Regions from separate parts of the Homo sapiens genome. Here region 2 is linked to region 1. A link is an interaction called in ENCODE POLR2A ChIA-PET data of the cell type or tissue named here. Cell type or tissue: K562. All regions are shown on one strand.

Region 1 (8,000 bases):
TAGGTTTACAGGAAGGTTGCAAAGAGAGTTCCAGTATTACCCCATATTCAATTTCCATCTTAAATTATTCTGTCAATATTCGTCACAACCCTGAAACTAGCGTTGGTATATTACTATTAACGAAATTCCATACTTTACTCCAATTCATTTTTCCCTAACGTCCTTTTTCTCTTCCAGAACCCATCCAGGATTCCACACAGGTCAAGTATTTTGTAGAATGTCCTTCAACAGGATTTGTCTGATGTTTTTCTCATCGTTAGACTGGAATTATGGGTTAGGGAAAAGAAGTCCACATCATATTGCGGTGCATGCTGTCAACATGACTTAGCACTGGTGATGCTGACCTTCAGCACTGGTCAGGTAGTGTTTGCAGGTTTCCCCACTATAAAGTTCTTCTCTCCCACAACCTCCTTCCATACTGTGTGTAGCCTTTGGAAGCAAATCACTAAGGGCAGTGCACCCTCAACGGGAGAGGGAATTAGGCTCCACTTCCTTCAGGGGAGTTTACCTACATACACAGATACGTAGTGTTTTGTCTACATGAATTATTTGAAATTATCTGCATGCGAGATTGTCTCTTCTTCTCCATGCACTTATCCAACCATGCCTTTGTATTAGCATGGGTTCATTCACAAGTATTTTATTTATTTATTTATTTATTTATTTATTTATTGAGACAGAGTTTCGCTCTTGTTGCCCAGGCCGGAGTGCAGTGGTGCAATCTTGGCTCACTGCAACCTCTGCTTTCAAGTGATTCTCCTGCCTCAGCCTCCCGAGTAGCTGGGGTTACAGGTGCCCGCCACCACGCCCAGCTAATTTTTGTATTTTTAGTAGAAATGGGGTTTCACCGTGTTGGCCAGGCTGGTCTCAAAACTCCTGACCTCAAGTGATCCGCCTGCCTCAGCCTCCCGAAGTGCTGGGATTACAGGCGTGAACCACCGCACCCGGCCCCTATTTTATATTTTATATTTGAATCTAATACTACATTATTGATTTTGTTGTTCCAGTTGTTCCAGGTTTGAGGCTGGGCCCTCTTTCAGGTTGGTCCCTGTGTCCTTCTGACATACCCACATCCCTTTCATCTTGAGCACTTTCTTACTTCCCAGAACCACAAGGTGTTCCGGACTCATCTTCAGCATTTCCAGCCCCAGTCCTAGGATCCGCCATTTTTGAACATTTTGAACAGAGCAGACTGGCCACTTTTGACCCCTTTTTCCATTAAGATGTAGGTAGTTCTCTTGCGGGAAAGAACCCAGCCTTATTATCTGGTGCAAGCCAGTCAATTGCAAGTAACTTGAAAGGGAGTTCAGTGTTTTACAGGGTGTTTGTTTCCATGGCTGGCATAGCTAGGACCTCACCTTCAGGCCCATCGCCCTTTCTCTCAAAAGGTTTTCAGTTTGCTAGAAGCCACTTTCCTCCCTCACTTTACTTAGATTGCAATGTAGACCCGCCCCAAGTGAGTCAGGCTAAGGAGTTGAGAGAATAATTTAGAGAGGCCCTCTTCTCCTCCTGCAAGTCCTTTGACCTGCCAGCCTGCAAATCTGCTATATAAAGATAGATAAGTAGCCAGCTAGCTACACACACACACAAACACACACACACACACACACACACACACACACACCCATATACCAAAACCGAGAAGGCTACGGAGAGAGGGCAGTGGAGGCATTCACTCTGAGAATTACTGTTCAAAGGGGAAAAACAGGGAGGCACTTGGGCAATCCAGAAATGCAGGTCTGAGCTGGCCTAGGGTTTTAGCAAAGGAGGAGTGAGTTCTTCAGAACAGGACCAATTAAAACCTTTTAAAGTAATTGTTCCCCTGCCTTCTTTCAAAGTTGAGCTCTAATCGTGGCCTTTCATTCTTCCCACCACTCCATCATTTTAAATTAACCTTGCGATTCCCTGCAGCTGCCTCTCACCCATCACAGACATGCTAATGCACGTGTGTGCTGCTGGGGGGCGGTGGGAGGGGACCCTGACACTAGCTTTGTGAAACAGCATCCCTGTGGGCTCTGTTCCACTCACCCCCCTACCCACCCTGGCAGAGCAGAGGGGAGGGAGGAAGGAAGCAGGCAGGTTAGCAGAGCGCAGGACCAGGCAGTAAAGTCTCCTAGCTGCGCTACCTCGCTACCTCGGGGTGTCCACATTACTCAGCCCCTCGGAGCCATGGGGGTGGGGAGGGCAGGGCCTCCTGGGACAGGACCATAAACCGTTTATGAATCCCTAAATGTCACACATCAAGTCGACATCACCTGTTCACCTTCATTCTTCTCTCCCTTTGTGAAAAGTCTCTCTTCGCATTCCCTCCGGGCCTCTCCCCTCCTGACCCTTTGGAGTAGGAGCCTTCAAAGCCCTGAAGGTTCCCGAGTGATGTGGGAAGTAAAGTTCTCAATGGAGGTCTCCTCCTAGTGAAAGGGCACTCTGTACTTAATGGAACTGGCCAGACCGTGAAGGTTACCTTGACCTTGTCTGCATGATAAATACAACTGGAGCGGGGCGGAAGGCACACCATTCAGAAAAGCAAACTGCTTGCATCTTCTTTATTTTTAATCTCACTCCATTTTGCTTCTCTGCAGGATCAAAGCAAGTTAAGGAGAGACAGCCTCTGTCTTTCAATCCTAGGGGCAGCTCGTGCAGTCGCCCCGCCGCGGCCACTCTCCTAACACGGGCAGAGGGGGCAGCGACGTGCCCCGGTCGCTCAGCCAGCTGGTGGCAGGGCTGTGACGGCAACCCAGGCCCCCAGACGCCTCTCCGCGTCTAGGCGCTTCCCATAATGGAAGGCTTCGCTCCATTAAAAGTTATTTTAGGGAATCCACAAGCCCACCGCCATCCCCCCCAAAGTGGAAATTTTATGTAAACGAGTCAAAATAAAGCAACAGTTTCTTAATAAGTATGTTTGGAGTTACACTCTGGACTAAGACGAGCCGAATCGGGCGAGGGGATGCGGACTTAAAGGTTCCAGTGTTCTTCTCCATACGGCAAGACTATTTTTAAAAATTTAAGGACGTCTTCCAGTCCACAGTCCACACCGCCTACACCCCCGCAGGTCAGACAGGCGCGAGTTCAGCCCGGTGACCCCGCCATCCTCGCGGCCCCCACCCTGGGGCCAGGGAAGAGGGCGTGGCCGACCCCAGCCCCCTCACCGAAACCGGGCCTGTCCCCTCCCCCATCGCGGTCCCGCACGGCGGCGGAGGGGCCGAGGGGTGGCGGCACCGGGATCCCGCCGCCACCCCGGCGCGCACGGAGGCAGGGTTGGGGGAAACACGATTCCTGGGGAGATTGGAGGAGGCGATGCCGCCGAGGCTGCGGGGGAGTTCTCCCGGAGAACTCGGGGGCCGGGTGGGAATGCGACCTCCAGGGCAGCTATCGCTGCTCCCCCGTAACTGCCGCAGGGACCCTCCCGGGGTGGGGGTGGGGACGCGGGGCTTCCGTCCCTTCCGGGCCGCGGAGGTGCAGGCCCGAGGGGCCCGTGCAGTCAGACGTGCAGTGTGCGCGGCCCGTGACTCAGCCGGGTGGCGACGCGAGGCCGGGGAGGCAGGGGGAAGGGGCGGGCGGGCCGGGCGCGCAACCGGGACCCCGCGGCCTCGGGAGAAGCGAGGTGCGCGCGCCCAGGAGTGGGGGGCGGGGCGGCGGGCGCGCGCGCAGCGGAGGCGCCGGGCGGCGGCGAGGGCCGGGCCGTATGCCGTCTTCCCGGCGCCGCGCTCCCAGAGCTCGCGCCGCCTCCCGGGGCGCCGCGCGGGTGGCGCAGGTAGAGGCCGGGCGGGGGTGGCAGCCACCCCGGGGCTCAGGTTCCAGCCGCCAGGCTTGGCCCTCAGCGGGCGCTGTCAGAGGGCGGGCCCGCGGGAGCGGGGCGGCGGCGGCGGCGGCAGAGGAGCGCAGGGCGGGCGGAGACCGTCGGGGTCACCTCTCCAGCCCCCCGCGGTGGCCGAGCCACCCGCAGTTGCGCTCGAGGCGCCGAGGCGGGGTGGCCGAGCGAGACCCGGGCCGGGCGCGGCTCGGGCCGCACAGCCGCGGCGGCGGCTGCAGACCTGTAAACCTTAATGACAGCAATCTTGCCCGTCTGCGCCTCTGACTCACGTGGTGACCCAGCCTCCAGTCACCCGGCGGCCGCCCTCCGGCCTCAGTTTCCCCCGCCGCCGAACAATGAAGCCACTGTGTCGCCGTTCATTTCTGAGCGCCGTTTCACACGCGGAGCGCCGCCGCCTCCCTGGGGAAGGGACCGAGGCGTCCGGCTTTTAATTATCCCCGGTGGGCGGGCGTGGGGAGGCCGCGCTCTGCTGGATAATTGAACCCTGGGACTATTCCCTCGTCAGCCCAAGCTCTTTATCTTAAGCCGTCCTTTCCTCTTCATCGTATTTAAATTTTACCCCTTCCTCTCCACGCTGGTGGGACTGCTTGAAAAACAATGAAATGGGCCGGTTAGGTGGCTCACGCCTGTAATCGCAGCACTTTGGGAGGCCCAGGCTGGGGGATCACCTGAGGTTAGGAGTTCAAGACCAGCCTGGCAAACATGGTGAAACCCTGTCTCTATTAAAAATACAAAAAAAAAAGGGGGGGGGGGAAAGAAATTGGCCGTGCATGTGGCGCATGCCTGTAATCCCAGCTACTTGAGAGGCTGAGGCACGAGAATCAGTAGAACCCGGGAGAAGGAGGTTGTAGTGAGCCGAGATGGCGCCATTGCACTCCAGCCTGGGCGACAAAGCGAGACTCCGTCTCAAAAAAAAAAAAGAAAAGAAAAGAAAAGAAAAGCAATGAAATGACTCCCCGCCTAGTTTAGGCAATTTGTGTTTTCCCGAATATCAAGGGTTCAGTCAATTTGCTCGCAACGAACTTGAGCCCTTCCTGTGGGCCAGGCCCAGTGTGCCCAGCACTGAAGCCACCGCTGCTCAGAAGCCACAGCAGGTTCTGAGGAGGCACAGCGGCGGAGAGGCCACCTCTTCCTGGTTCTGTTCTGCAGGCATAAAAGGGATCAGACTACTGACGGGCGAAGCTGAGTAAACCCCACATACATTATTATGCTGAGTGAAGAAGCCAAACACAAAAGGATACATATGGTGTGGCCCCCATTTATGGAAAACCCTAGAAGAGACAAATGTAGTCCCTAGTCCACCAAAAGTATTGGTTGTCTTGCGGTGGGGGTGGGGGCAGTGACTGGGATGAGGACAAGGGAATTCTGGGGGTGATGGAACTGTCCCATATCTTGATTCAGTCTCTGGCACCTGCGACCGCAGAGCACTCCCCACCCACCTACCGGCCTCTCTGGACCCTGAGACTTCAGGTTACTGAGGAGTCAGTAACCTTCCCCACTGGAAGGCCTTTCCCCCATGGCCCCTCACCCCCCATTCCTCCCTGGCCCTGGGTGCCCCATTTCCGGGAGCGGTTATGTGGATGGAAGTATACAGTTGTCCCAACTCATCCAACACTGAATGCAAAATGGGTGCATCATACTGTATGTAGGTGGTACCCCAAGAAAGCTGGCCGAAGCCCTAAGGGTGTGGGAAGCCAGGAGGCTAGGAGGCTTGGTGAGGGTAGCACTTTGGTCATGGAAGGGGATGGAGAGGAGAAACGTTGCTTGTTGAGGTCTCCAAAGAGAAGGCGTCACATGTTTTATGGAAATCTTACAAGCCCCAAATGTTACTATTATTATCCCCGTTTGACTACTGGGGAAACAAACTTAGGCTGAGTGAGCTGCCCAGCCTCCCTAACCCTGTCCCTGGCAGATGGTACTGAGAGGATCTGTCTTCCTCTCTCAGTGGACACGACAGATTCATCGCTGTGTGGGGGACACCGAGTGTGAGCGTCAGGGTCAGCAGCAGGGCCTTGGAGGCAGAGGGGACCCTGTGAGAATCCTGCCCTCTTTCTAGTGCTGTGACCTGGGCCATATTGGCTTCTCTCAACCCCAGGCCAAGTCCTCCCCTGTGTAAGATGGAGAAGGTCCCACCTCGGGCCTGGCGTGAGGAGATGAGGGCGCTTAGGTGGGTGCCTGGTTCGAGGCGTGCCCGTGGTGTTAGCTGTACCTCTGTGACCTTGGGCGAGTCCCTTCCCTGTAAGGGCCGCAGTGTCCTCATCTGTAAAATGAGAGGGTGGCTTTAAAGTGCCTTCCACATCCTGGTATCCTGGAGTATTTGGAGGGGCCACGGGGGAAAAGCAATGGAGGAACTTCCGGGGAGGGGCAGCAGGTGCAATTGAAGGAAGGAGGTGTCCCGGGCATCCCCATTGCTTCTGTGGAACCCAGGAGGGTGAGGGGTCTGTGGGGTCGTGTTCTGACCCATGTCCTGCACCATGAAGGGGAGATTCCTCCAACACCATGGCTGAGGGGGCCGCAGCATTGCTGGAACTCATCAAGGGCATAGGGGGTGGGGCTTTGCTCCCTTAGGAAGCGGCCTCCTCCACCGTTGGGCAGTTCCGGTTTCCAGAACATCATCCTTGTGTGGACCCAGCATCTCCCCCAGATCTCTTCTGAGCCTCCGACCAGGCACCTCAAGCTGAGGGCATCCCTTGACCAGGAATATTTTCCTCGGCTCAGTCTGTCCAGACCGTTCCCTCCCTAACTAAGGGATAGTCCAGAGTTCTGGAAGGAAGGGCCTTCCTGAGGGGAGGCCAGCTGTGCCTGCCCACTGAGGACCTTCAGCCCGTTCTCTGCCATTGCAGACCCCGTGTCGGCCCCACTCCCAGGGGCAGGCGAAGGCTTGGCCACTGAGACACCTGAGTTTCTGGCTCTAGGACGTGGCACCCTCACAGCTAGGCCTCCCAGCTCTCCCTGCACAGAGGCCACCCAGCCTGGGAGGCTTGCAAAGTGCAGCACAAATTCACACACCCCACATCACACACACCCACACACAGCACACACACATACACCACACGCATACCACACTAATTCTCCATTCTCACACCATGTACACACAACGCAACCCTCTCCAACCACACATACCTCGCTCCCTGCGTGTGTGCGTATATACCACATCCCCCACCCCCACACAACACACAACACAACCCTCTCCAACCACACATACCCCGCTCCCTGCACGTGTGCGTATATACCACATCCCGCACCCCCACACAACACAGTCACACTCTATACCCAGAGAGTCTCACATGTAGCACCCAGGTTGTGTCCTACACAAGGGTGCCCAGCTGAGGGTCTGAGGCAGCTCCCAGGGTCCTGGGGCAGGGCTGGGCACCTGGAGGGAGGAAGGGTGCCTCCTAACTGGCATGAAGGTGCCCTGTGCACTGGCTGAGACTCTGGCACCCATGACCACAGAGCACTCCCCACCCAACTCCAGTCCTCTCTGGACGGTGAGACATCAGGCCCCTGAGGACCCCCAGCCCTCCCTACTGGAAGGGCCTGCCCCATGCCCCACTCCACCATTCCTCCCTGGCCCTGGGTACCCCACTAGTGAGTACCTGGCTCCAGGCACAACTGGCTCTTCTCTCTCCAAGCCCCTCAGTCTCTTAGTACCTGGACCATTCCCTTCATCCCCCACATGCTTATGGGGCACCTGCTGGTGCCAGGCCCTGGCTCAGTGCTGGGGAGCCAGAGGGGACAAAGTCACACTCATCCTCAGCAGGCATCTGCCATCTACACACCAATGGCCATGCCCAGGGAGCAGGACTGTGGCAGAACATCCCTGGCAGCTGTGGGAGCCCCCTGACTAGGGAGCAGTCAGGGAGAGCTTCCTGAAACAGGTGGCAGTAGACAAAGGCACACGCCTTCTAACTGCTGTGACTCACTGCACGCTGATCTCTGCCCCCTCTCACCACAAAGGGAGGCCGTGGTGTGGAATAGAGACTGGGCTTTAGTCGCAACCTTGGGAAAGTGTATCAGCCTCGGCCTTAATGTCCTTGTCTGTGGGATGAGAATTTCAACACTGCCCTTGCAGGAGAATAGTTGAGGTGGCATAAGGTGGGTGCTGAAGCCAGACAGACTACCTTCAGTCTCAGCGTCGTCACTATGAGCCATGCAACCTTGGGGAAGCTAGCTTCCCTTTCTGGCGCAG
Region 2 (8,000 bases), 300 kb after region 1:
AAATCTTTTATACTGTATTTTTATGGTAGCTTTTCTATGTTTAGATAAACAAATACTTACCATTGTGTTACAACTGCTTACAGTATACAGTAACAACGCTGTACTGGTTTGTGGCCAGCAGCAACAGGCTATACCTCACAGCCTAGGCGTGTAGTAGGCTACACTATCTTGGCTGTGTAAGCACACTCTACGATGTTCACAGAATGATAAAATCGCCTAAGGACACATTTCTCACAATGCTTCCCAATTGTTAAGTAGTGCATGGTTGTATAAACAAAGGAATATTATTCAGCCTTAAAAAAGAAGACCCTGACATTTGGCACAACATAGGTAAACCTAGAGGAGATTATTCTAAGTGAAATAAACCAGAGAAAGAAAAATACTTCATGATCTCACATATATGTGGATTATCTTTTTAAAAAGTCAAATACACAGATAGAGGATATTACAATGGGTACCAGGGGGTGGATGTGAGAAAATGAGGAGATATAGGTCAAAGTTACAGGTATATGGCATGAAGTCTAGAGATCTAATGTATAATATGAGGACTATAGTTAATGATACTGTATTGTATTCAGGATTTTTGCCAAAGGAGAGTATCATTGCTCTTGCCACAAAAAATAAAGGAGGTAACTATGTGAGATGATGGATATGCTAATTTACCTGACTATAGTAGCCATTTCTCTATGTACATGTATTAATATATCAAAACATCAAGTTGTATAACTTAAATATACACACAAAAAATAAATTTGTATGTTTTATACTCCTTCCACAATGGTCAAGATTCCTTAAATCTTAGTTGAAATTATGGTCATACTATGTAAGAGGCAAAAACATGACTTAAGGGAACATTAGAGAGGAGTAAATATAATATAAAAGCCCTACTGAAAATGAGGAGAAAACAAAGTGTCTGTACCCTTATAAAGAGTGAAAGCCCTGCCCCCTTCTCCTATAGAACCCCTAGCAAGGAGACTGGAAGAATCAAAAACAATCCACCCAAAAAATGGCCTGCAGGGACACAGTCCCAGAGAAAGAGACTATGTACAACAAGGTACAGTAAGTAAGACCTGCCCACACACAGGACTTCCAATCGACTTCTTAGTGCTTACTCCTACAGATGAACAGATCAACCAGGGCCACCAGATGCTCCAGGAAAGACAGGAGTCCAAAAAGAAAATTCGGTAAGTTTGAATATATTTTGAGCAAATTTTCAGTTCTGTTGAAGTATTGGGGGTAGAATCAGTGTATTAGTACACAAATAAAAAACAGGGCAATGATGTGCTACAGAAATGGTAAAACATGTTCAAGAAAGGAAACGCAATTATCCTACAGTACACAGCTGAACTAAAAATAACATCAAAAATAATAATGTAAAAGCTGAGTTAACCAAAAATGGTAATAAGATGGAAAAAGGAAAAAGTCTGTGTGCCGACAAGCGTGCTGGGAACCCAGAGGGAACACTTGTGGAATGCAGGAAGAACCAATGACTATCTTCCATCTTAGGGCGATAATAGTTAATGTCTGCAACTGAAAAATCAAGAAATCACAATATAAGTATGTTACTTCGAAACATGGACAGAACTGAAAGCATTTGCCTTACAGGAGTGGGAATCAGAAATAGGGTGAACATGGGTCTGTTATTTTTCATTAAAACCTTGTACTTCTATACAAGTTTTAAAACTACATATGTGTATTACTTTGATGCAAAAAATAAAATAAAAAAATGCCAAAGAGAAACATAAGACCAGTTTGGGAATAAAACTCTCCAACAGGACCAAAATTTAAAAAGTTAAATTATGTTATGTTCTTTAAAAATATATATATAAAACAATGGATTTCTCAAACTTCTTCCATTTTGGTCCCTTTTTCTTCTCTAATTCTGTATGCATGAAGCAAACCTGTTTGACAATTTCTGCCACAATGAAAAAGTGGAAATGAAATGCTGAAGAAAAATGAACCCAGTAGCAGCAAAAGCATTTGTATCAATTACCAAAGAACCATTTTGAGAGAGTTTTTAATAGTGGTTAATAGTCATTCTGGAAAAAAAAAAAAAAAAAGCACCGCTTCATAAATCTGAAGAAAGACATAACATTTCTAATACAGGTTCTCACAGGAACATCTACCAGAAAGAAATGTAAAGACTAGTAAATCTTACGTAGGGACATGTCTGTTCTGTTAACTCTAACTCTAATCCAAGTAATGGTAACTTACCACTTCATGAATGGATCTGTTGAAGCCATCATCTTCCGTAAGGATCAACAATATTATAAGGGCCATATACACATGGTGTGAATTCCTTTCTTCAACATGATACAGAATCTCAAGAATTGGTAAAACCTAGAGAATAAAAATTATAATTGACTATTTCAATACTTCATTATAAATCCAAATGTTTTAAATCTTTACACTTTCATTTTGTGCTCTTTGCTTTAATATCAGTTATATTTTTCATTAGAGAAAAAACCATATAAACCCACTTCTGACTGAATGTATTTTCCAAATGTATAGCTAAGATGCCAGTGGAGAAAATCACCACTAACTCTGTGAAGGTCTCTTAAGGTCTAACCAACATAAAGGTTGGATCTGCAAGGACCATTTAGGCTCGTTGTTTGTTTTGAAGATTTTAAGAAGTCACATTGCCTTCTCCCAACTTAACCAAAAAGTGGGAGTAGCGGGGAGAGCACAGCTGCTCAGAAGTTAACTTTTTAATTTATGTGCTTAGCACCACCTTTTTAAAGCTAGTAAGTAAAAAATATATTTCAAGAAATATATTTTAAATAAATATGTAATTAGACTCTTGGAACCCAAGGTGCATTTTCTCAACATGTGTATTAAGATCTGCTCTTCAGTATATCTATCAAACATTTCATTTCATAATGCTGTTTACCATTGTGCTTATTTCAAATCATTGACACCTTCAATTTGTTCCTTCTTCACTAAAGTAAGGAGGTTACTGAAATTATTTATTAAAGATGGGCAGACTATCTACATAGCATGTCTTGTTGGAAACAACCATGAACACTATCCACTGAATGCTAGAAAACAGGCAAAAAAAAAAATCTATCATCTAAATCAGACAACACATGTAATGAGCAAATTGTTTACACATACAAGTCCTTAAAGCACAGGCTGGTATGCAAAGCCCACCAAAACAAGCTGGTATGCCTGGGGCATACGTGTTTTGACAGGCACACCTATTGCAGGAAGCTTTTAAAATGTGGCACTGGTATGTTTTGTTCTTTTACAAGTTGTAGCTAAAACTTCCTCTAAATTATGAAGTTCAGTGCATGAGCACTATTAACTTCCAGGAACGAAGTATACCAGTTACCAAGCAGTCATTGCTCTGTCTCTTTTCCCAGGCATTCTTGTCTTCGGAGTTCCTTCTGACATTTTGTCAAACATAATACATTGTACTCACATTCCACATTACCTAGTAAGCATAGTTACATTTTTTAGTCATTTAACTCAACATTTGTTAATTCTGATTCTGGAGTTTTCAATATGCCACATAACATTTCCATTAACAACAGACCACATATATAACAGTCTGTGGTTGTATTGTCTCATAAGATTACAACATCATATTTTTACTGTACCCTTTCTATGTTTAGATACACAAACGCCATTGTGTTACAAGTGCCTGCAGTATTTAGTACGGTAACATGATGTACAGGTTTATGGCCTAGGAGCCATAGGCTACACCATAAAGCTTAGGTGTGTAGTTAGGCTCTACGATCTAGGTTTGTGTAAGTACATGCTATGATATTTGCACAATGACAAAATCACCTAATAAAACATTTCTCAGAACGCCTCCCCACATTAAGCAACATGTGACTGTATATTTTATGCCTTTTTTTTTTTTTTTGGCTACGCCTGTAGAAAGCACATCTTACCTATAGTACATAATACCAATAGAGTACTGAAAATATTGACAAGACACACAAGCAAATGGTATATTCAAAGAAATAATAATGTAAGAGTAAGTAACGGGTCCAATGAGACTATGTCAGAATAGTACTTCATTCTTTTAAATATTTGTATTCAGATACAATTTACAGACCATACAATCCATTCAAAGTGCACAATTCAATGGTTTACCATATACTCAGAAATATGTGTAACCATCACCACAGGCAACTTGAAAAATTTCATTATCTCAAAAACAAACCCCATACCCTTTAACTATCACCTCCCCCAGACCCCTATCTACCCTGCCCAAAGGAACCACTTTCTGTCTCTATAATTTCCCTATTCTGGACTTCCGTATGAATAGAATCATACACTACGTAGATTTTTGTGACTTTCTTTCACTGAACATGTTACCAAAGTTCATCCATGCTGCAGTATGTATCAGGATCTCATTCCTTTTTATGTCAAATAATATCTCATTGCATAAACATACCACATTTCATTTATCCATTCTTCTGTTGACTAGCATTTGAACTGTTTCCACTTTTTTGCTATTATGAACAATGCTTCTATAAACATTCATTTACAAGTTTTCCTGCAGACATATACTCATTTCTCTTGGGTATATATCTAGCCTTGGAATTGCTGGATCATATGGTAACTGTTTCATTGTTTCAGGAACTACCAGACTGTTTCAAAGCCATTGCATCATATTACATTTCCACCAACAGTGTATGAGAGATTAGATTTCTCCACATCCTCACTTCTTATTATCTAACATTTTATTCTAGGCATCACAGTGGGAGTAAAGTGGTATTTCGCTGTGATTTTGATTTACACTTACCTGATGACTAATAATGTCAAGTTGTTTTTTTCATGGGTGTATTACTAGCTATTTGTATATCTTCCTTGCAGAAATGTTTACTCAGATCTTTCATCCATTTTTTAATTGGGTTGTCCTTCTACTATTGGGTTTAAAAAGTTCTTTACATACTATAGATACAGTTCCTTACCAGAAAAGTGATTTGCAAATATCTTCTCACATTTTGTGGGCTGTTTTTTCACTTTCTTGATGGTCCTTTGAAGCACAAACGTTTTTATTTTGATGCAGTTCAATTTACCTGTTTTTTCTTTCATTGCTCATGCTTTTGTTGTTATATCTAACAGTCATTTGCCAAATTCAAGGTCATGAAGATTTACCCCCATTTCTTCTAAGAGGTTTATAGTTTTAGCTCTTTTTAGGTCTTTGACCCATTTTGAATTAACTTTGTATATGGGGTGAAGCAAAAGCCCAACTTTATTCCTTTGCAAGTGACTACACAGTGGCACCAGTACCATTTGTTGAAAAAACCTATTCTTTCCACATTGGTCTTGGCACCCTGGCTAAAAATCAGTTGATGATAGGTATATGGGTTTATTTCTAGACTCTCAATTCAACTCCATTGATGTATTATGTCTATCCTTGTGCCAGTACCACACTGTATTGATTAGTGTTGCTTTATAGTAAGTTTTGAAATTAGAAAGTATGAGTCCTCCAAATTTGTTCTTTTTCAGGATTGTTTTGGCTATTCTTGGACCTTTGTAATTTTACATGAATTTTTTAATCATCTTGTCAATCTCTATAAAGAAGTCAACTAGGATTCTAATAGGTATTGTGCTCAATGTGTATGTCAGTCTGGGGAATACTGCCATCTTAACAATGTGAAGTACTGTGATCAGGGCTGGGTATGGTGGCTCATGCCTGTAATCCCAGCACTTTAGGAGGCCAATGTGGGAGGATTGCTTGAGGCCAGAAGTTTAAGACCAGCCTGGGCAACATAGCAAGACCCTATCTCTATCTCTATTTTTTTTATGTTGCAATCAATGAATATGTGTTTCCCCATTTCTTTCAATAATATTTTGTAGTTTTCACAGTGTAAGTTTTGTACTTCTTTTGTTAAATTTCTGATGCTATTATGAACAGAACTATTTTCTTAACTTCATTTTGGGATTTCTCATATATAAAAATACTATTTTTTGCATATTGACTTTTTATACTGATCCAGTATCCTGCAACTTTGCTGAACTCATCTATTAATTCTAAGAGTTTTTTAGTGGATTCCTTAGGATTATCTATATATAAGATAATGTCATCTGCAAATACAGATAATTTTACACCTTGCTTTCCAATCTAGATATGTTTAATTTCTTTCTCTTAATCAAATGCCCAGGCTAGAATCTCCAGTAAAATGTTGAATGAAATGGCAAAAGCAGACATCCTTGTTTTGTGGCTGATCTCGGGGAGAAAGAAAACAGTGTTTTACCATTAAATATGATGTGAGCTGTGGGGTTTTCATAGAAGCCCTTTACTCATCTAAGGAAGTTCCCTTCTATTCCTAGTTTGTTAAATATTTTTATTTCATAAAAAAGTGATTACTTTGTCAAATGCTTTTTTCTGTATCTATTTAAATAATCATATGATTTTTGTTTTTTGCTCTGTTGATATGATGTATCACAATAACTGACTTTCAGATGTCCAATCAAGCTTACATTTCTGGGATAAATCCCACTTGGATATGGTATATAATTACTTTTATAATAGCACTTTAATTCTGAAAGAACTATCTAAACTGAGATCTGAAAAACTACTAGGAGTTATCTGAGAAGAGGAAAAAGGAGAAAATTTCAAGGAGAAGTATTCTAGAGAGAAAAACCAAGTCTAAAGTTAGGAGATAGGTCAGATTGAGAGACATTAAATTAATTCATTATGATTAAATAAAGAATAAAAAGAACATAATGGCAAAGAGATGAGACCCAAAATGGAAGCTGTGGCAAAATTATAAAGTGTCTTGTTAGCCACGTTAAGAGTAAGAGCTTTAACCTGAGGGCACTGTGGAGACATGAAAGGGCTTTAAAAGTAGGGAAGTGACATGATCAGATTTGACTCTAATATACTCACTCTGGAAACAGGATAAAAAATATTAAAGAATAGCAAGTCAGAAAGCAGGAAAACCAGTTAAAGATGTTGCAATAATTTTAGTAAGAGATGAAGGCAGCTTAGACCAAAGGAATCGCAATGAGGAAAAAGAACACTAATACATTCCAAAGATAATAAGGAGAGAAAATAAAAAATATTTGGTTGGATATGGGGGAATGAGACAGAGGAGTCAAAGCTTTTGCCAACTCTATGGATGGCTCCCTGTGACAGAGAATACAGGAGTAAGAGAAGGAAGAGCAGGGAAAATAATGAACCCAATTTTTACATGTTTGGTTTAAGGTGTCTATGAGACGGCCACTGGGAAATGTCTGGGGCAGCTGGATACATGGATATGAGATACAGGTAATCAGGACTGCAAATACAGAACTGAACATATATGGCACATATAAATGGGAACATATACACTGGCAACATATAAATGGCAACTGAATTTGCTTAGATGTTTTAGGGAGAAGTACAGGGAAAAAACAAAAAGGACAGAATCCTGCAGCAGGACACATTTAAGGACAAGGAAAAATAACACATAAAAGAGAGAGAAAAGCAGTAGGCATAGAGGTGGAAAAACCAGCAGAGTACAATGATTGGAAAGCCAAGGTATATGTTTGTAGATATACGAACTGCACGTTTGGGCCCCCAAAATTAGTATGTTAAAACCCTAACCCACAATGGGACACTATTAAGAGGTGGGGCCCTTGGGAGGAGATTAGGTAACAGGGGTGGAGCCCTCATGACGGGATTAGTACCCTTATAAGAGATAGGAGACAGCTTGCTTCTTCTCTGCCTCTGCTCACTGCCATGTGAGAACACAGCAAGTATATGACTATTGACAAACCAGTAAGCAGGTCTGCACCAGACTCCAAGGGGGCTGACATCTCTATCTTAGAAATCCCAGCCTACAGAACTACGAGAAATAACTTTCTGTTGTTTAAGCACCAGTCTATGGTATGTTTGTTAAAGCAGTCAGGCCAGACTAAATTCTGAACTGACTAAGCCAGAACTGACTAAGACATAGGTATTTGGCGGTTTAAAGAATAAAGAGATGAACAGTGTCATGCAGCAATGCAGTCAAATAAGAAAATTATGAAACATGCCCAGAGATTTACTAATAATC

What was found. Peaks named below come from ENCODE experiments on the same cell type or tissue, not always from the same donor. Only the 100,000 strongest peaks of a DNase experiment are listed, where the experiment ranks them.
Region 2: POLR2A ChIA-PET joins it to region 1 with 5 read pairs; 2 of 35 experiments call an interaction of 5 or more read pairs at or near these places.

What each region holds. Positions count from the first base shown.
Region 1 is chr18:48,972,332-48,980,331 of GRCh38, forward strand. No RefSeq gene overlaps it. Among named protein-coding and RNA genes, the nearest start is that of SMAD7, 25 kb to the left of the region's middle. RefSeq lists silencers at 3,404-3,523, 3,624-3,923, 3,954-4,073. In K562, no CTCF peak of the experiment used is centred here; a DNase peak (open chromatin) is centred at 3,630; H3K4me3 peaks cover 1,509 bases.
Region 2 is chr18:49,269,964-49,277,963 of GRCh38, forward strand. DYM (dymeclin) reads right to left here. Exons shown (of 18, transcript NM_001353214.3): 11 at 2,215-2,340. Among named protein-coding and RNA genes, the nearest start is that of DYM, 190 kb to the right of the region's middle. In K562, no CTCF peak of the experiment used is centred here; no DNase peak of the experiment used is centred here.